Regions from separate parts of the Homo sapiens genome. Here region 1 is linked to region 2. A link is an interaction called in ENCODE POLR2A ChIA-PET data of the cell type or tissue named here. Cell type or tissue: Caco-2. All regions are shown on one strand.

Evidence for each region. Peaks named below come from ENCODE experiments on the same cell type or tissue, not always from the same donor. Only the 100,000 strongest peaks of a DNase experiment are listed, where the experiment ranks them.
Region 1: POLR2A ChIA-PET joins it to region 2 with 10 read pairs; 4 of 35 experiments call an interaction of 5 or more read pairs at or near these places.

Annotation. Positions count from the first base shown.
Region 1 is chr5:159,185,636-159,188,135 of GRCh38, reverse strand. All of the region lies in intron 3 of RNF145 (ring finger protein 145), which reads left to right. Among named protein-coding and RNA genes, the nearest start is that of RNF145, 23 kb to the left of the region's middle. In Caco-2, no CTCF peak of the experiment used is centred here; no DNase peak of the experiment used is centred here.
Region 2 is chr5:159,309,574-159,312,073 of GRCh38, reverse strand. It overlaps LOC105377683 (a long non-coding RNA gene), which reads right to left and starts at 1,252. Exons shown (of 3, transcript XR_941138.3): 1 at 1,060-1,252; 2 at 660-866. In Caco-2, no CTCF peak of the experiment used is centred here; no DNase peak of the experiment used is centred here; H3K4me3 peaks cover 568 bases.

The DNA.
Region 1 (2,500 bases), 120 kb after region 2:
GCTGGGATAACAGGCATGAGCCACTGTGCCTGGCCCAGTGTTCTTAAATTCCTTGTTTTATTGTTAGATTTATGAACCAACATATTGGATTTGTGTGTCTGTGACTTGAATTAAGAGCCCAGTAGAACTGGCTTTCAAAAGAAGGAAGTAATACTGTTTTCATTCTGGCTCTTCGGTGTGTAAGTACGGTTTCAAATGTAAAAACTTCCCCAAGAGTGACTTATGTGTAAACTATGGATAATCAGCTCTCCATTTTATGATGACTTGCATAATTCAAAGTTGTAGATTGGGGCTGCTCTTTCTCAGGGATACTAGTATTTTGGGCAGGGTATGCATTGCTACGGAAGCTGTCCTGTGCATTATAGGATGTTGACAACACTCTGTCTACCCACTAGACCCCAGTGATACCCTCTTCCCAGCAAATATGACAACCAAAAAGTGTCCCTAGACATTGTCACATGCTGTCTCTGAGGAACAAAACTGTCCTCAGTTAAGAACTACTATAGATAGGCCGGGAGTGGTGGCACACGCCTGTAGTCCCAGCACTTTGGGAGGCTGAGGCGGGTGAATCACAAGGTCAGGCATTCGAGACCAGCCTGGCCAACATAGTGAAACCCCGTATCTACTAAAAATACAAAAAATTAGCCGGGCATGGTGGCAGGCACCTATAATCTAAGCTACTCAGGATACTGAGGCAGGAGAATCGCTTGAACCTGGAAGGCAGAGGTTGCAGTGAGCTGAGATCGTGCCATTCCACTCCAGCCCAGGCAACAGTGTGAGACTATCTCAAAAAAAAATTTTTTTTCTTTAAAAAAAAAAACTAGATAAATTGTTTTTTGTTTGTTTGTTTTTTGAGATGGAGTTTTGCTCTTGTTGCCCAGGCTGGAGTGCAATGGCGTGATCTTGGCTCACTGCAACCTCCACCTCCTGGGTTCAAGTGATTCTCCTGCCTCAGCCTCCCAAATAGCTGGGATTACAGGTGCCCACCACCACGCCTGGCTAATTTTTTGTATTTTTAGTATAGACAGGCTTTCACCATGTTGGCCAGGCTGTTCTTGAACTCCTGACCTCAGGTGATCCGCCCACCTTGGCCTCCCAAAGTGCTGGGATTACAGGCATGAGCTACCACGCCCAACTGTTTTGTTTTTGTTTTGAGACGGAGTCTTGCTCTGTTGCCCAGGCTGGAGTGCAATGGTGCAATCTTGGCTCACTGCAACCTCCGCCTCCAGGGCTCAAGTGATTCTCCTGCCTCAGCCTCCCAAGTAGCTTGGATTGTTAAAATGAGTATTACCATTTATATTCTAAACTTAATTTTGACAGGAATAAAATTGACCAGTTTCACTGTTTGACATGTGTTCTGCTTTTGAACATTATCAAATACAGGCACTCAATATCTAGGAGGCCAGAAAGAAACTAAAGAAAGGGTGTCAACAGTTTAAATAAACTCTGGGTAAATGAATTATTCAACTGCTAGCTCAGTGCTGACGGTATGGTAGGTATGTTTGTGTGCGTATATGTGTGTTTAGTAGGCATATAAGGAAATACAGGTATTTGAACATCTGAGATTTCTTGTACCAAGTGGTGCTTCTTGTTGCCCATATTGCAAAAGATAACTTGGCACACCTCTTTTGTGTGAAAACAGGTTAGGTTTCTTTGGAATTAACGTTGTTTGAAAGCTTTAAGTAAATAGCCAGAATGTACAAGTTGTTCCTAGGTTGTCCAGTGTCTGAGTCAGGTCGCTGAAGAGACTGTTATAATAAAGGTCTTTAATTAGCTGAAGTGGTAAGCTACTAGGTTTTGTTCTTGGTACCCATTTATTTTTTGTAACATGTATACTTCTCTTTATAAGCAAGAATTTTTCTAATTGCAAGCTCTGAGGCCCTTTTCTTTTTCTTTCTTTCTTTCTTTTTTGAGACAGGGTCTCACTCTGACCCAGGCTGGAGTGCAGTGGTGCAATCTTGGCTCACTGCAACCCCTGCCCCTACCAGGTCCACACAATTCTCCCGCCTCAGCCTCCCAAGTAGCCGGGACTATAGGCATTACCACGCCTGGCTAATTGTTGTATTTTTTGTTTTGTAGAGTCGGAGTTTCACCGTGTTGTCCAGGCTGCTCTCGAACTCCTGGGCTCAAGTGAGCCGTCTGCCTCGGCCTCCCAAAGTGCTGGGATTACAGGCTTGAGCTACCATGGCCGGAGGCCCTTTTCATAGATCTTGTACATTCCTTGTGGCCCCAGTTTGAGTTAAAAGAGGGGAGGCTGTTATACAGGACTAGGGACGTAGATTTTTCAGTTTATTAGTGCCTTGGGGTGATTATCAGCCTTCCACAAGTGAAAAAACATTTAAGAAGGAAAATATTTTATTCAGTTATAAGTAGATTGGCAGGAATTCTTGTTTCTGAAGATATTAAAACATTCTACCTTTTAAGTCTTCTGAAATGAAAAATTGTAATGCTTCTCTTGAATAGCTCACCTGAGTCTTAAGAGAATCATATGTTGTTGTTA
Region 2 (2,500 bases):
AGGTCCCTGTTCCAAGGGCAGCCTGAGCATCAGCAGGACTCACCTGAAGGCGGGGAGAGATTGGGGATCCCACAGGAAAGCACCTCTACTGTCCTTTCATTCAGTATTTTTGGAGTCCCTGGTACCGTCTCTGTCCTTGGCACCATCCTCAACTTTTTGGATACAGGGGTGAGTGAGCCCCTGCCTTCCCATGGTTTCTCATCTCCAGAGGACCAAATGCTTGGAATTCTAAGCACTGGAGGCCACTTCCTAAGGATCAAGGGCACTATTGCATGAAATAAATAATTGGTTTAATGTGATGGTCACCGTGCCTGGCTCACAGGAAGCACTCAGTGAATGGCAGCTATGTCCACTGACTAGCTGTGATCTTGAACAAGTTATTTAACATCTTCGAGCCTCAGTTTTCTCATCCTTCAAATGGAATGATAGTACCTACCTCATAGTGTGGTTGTGAGGATCAAATGAAATAATGTTCAAAAATTGCTTTAAAATGTACCTGATCCAATAAGTAAAAGCTTACTGTAAAGTAAAATGTACCTGATCTAATAACTAAAAGCTTATTGTTATTAGTTTTATTGTGCTATTTAGAACCTGAAAGAAGCATAATTCTGGACCCTGTGCTTCTTGCAAGGTTTAGGGGATGAAGGGGTGGTTTTTACCTGGCCTTGGTGTCTCTGAGAACCGGGTTGGCATGGAGGAATCATTAATCAGCCAGTGGGGATGAGAAAGCTGGTCCAGTCTGTTAGCATATTTAAAAGCCTCTCCGGTGTAAAATCCCTTTCTTGTAAATAAAATCGCCAAAACGTCCCCACATGGGGGTATCAAGATGCCGTGAACCCCGTTCTTGCTTTCAGGGCTTGTACAGCCTGGTGAGAAACAGAAAAGGGAAATGGTGGTGAATATAATAAAATATAACCTGGCTACTAGCTGAGTTAAAGGTATGTGCACCATAAATATTTATTTTTACAAAGGTTTCCATCTCCCGGGAGGAGCCCTTTCATTCCCTTTCACCTTCTCTGGATGTAATGAATTTGGCATAATCCTACCAATTCACCTTACCTATAAATCAGACTTTAATCATCTCCGTTTCATTTCAGTGTAGTCCTTCTTCTAGGGCGGCGTTTGGGAGCAAAATATATCTGGACAAGACTTTCTCCAGAGGGTCATATTATACCAAGGAAATGAATTCCCTGTCTCAAGCTCATAAACCGCAAAAATAAAGCCAGCATTCTGGCTGAAGGCGGAGGAAACCAGACGCGCACACAGAAAACCCTCCTTCTGCGGGAAGCGCTGGGCGGAGCTGATTTGCATTTACCTTCACGCAGGCCTGGGTTCCGCAGGAGGCCTAGAGCGTTCCGGCAGCGCGCCCGCCCGCCCGCCGCGGTCGTGCGCAGCCACTCAACCCGGTGGATGCTAGCGTGTGACGGGCTGCAGGGCCCTGCCGCTGCTCACTAAGCTCCCCCGTCTCCTTTCATAAGGAGCACCATCCCTTCACTTCTATCCATCAGGCTGCTTGCAAAAGGAGCTAACCCGGGCATGTGGGATTCCAAGGAACTGAACATTCCGCCAGTGGCTCTGGGGTTTGGTGAAGAGGGAAAGTCGAGGGACAAATCTTGGGTAAGCCACAGTGTTCGGTGAGCTTCCTCCTTCCCACGACCAACATACAGATAGGTGTAATGAAGTTAAAATGCCAGCAAGAGAAACAACACCTGGAAGGAGTCCAGAGCACAGGGGTGCGCACTTGATCCTGAAGCAAGGCTCACACCTGGGCTCACCACTTACCAGCTTTTTGCTCTTAGGCAATTCCTTATCTCTTTGTGTGTGTGTCCTCACCTCTAAAACAAGTATGCTAATAGTGCCACCATCTACTGGGTGCTGTGGGGGTTAAATGAGTCAAGGCTCACAGGACCCAGTGCTCCATCGCCCAGGCTGGAGTGCAGTGGCACAATCAAAGCTCACGGCAGCTTCTAACCTGCAGCCTCAAACTCCTGGGCTCAAGCGATTCTCCCGCCTCACCCTCCCGCGATTGTTTTTCTCAGAGCAGGCCAACAAGGAGAGGCAATCCTAAAGCCCACTTCTTTTTCCCTCCCCATGAATATGAAGGTTGACTTTGGACATGTACAGAAGCCTTCCAGTCCTAACTCAGAAAGCTATGTCCTTCCAGCCACCAGCCCTTTGCTGGGCATACAGCCAGCACACAGCAGTGACATCTCCCTGGAATCACAGCACTCAGAGCAATGCCCTATTTCAGCAAATTATTGCATGGGTTTCTGCTCAACCTTGTAGAACATCCTCCAGCCATGGCTTGTCCATTTCCCTGAAACTCCTCTTTATTGAGTGTTTGGGGTGTTTAAGGGTTAACCAGCCCAATGGTCCCCCAACTTGTTTGAGCCAGGGTCCCTTTGTTCAAATGGAAATCTTAAATGCAATTCCAAGATACACAGGAATTGGGGAGTATGGTGGCCAAAGGGGCTTTAGTTGCATCTGCAACGTTCTAATT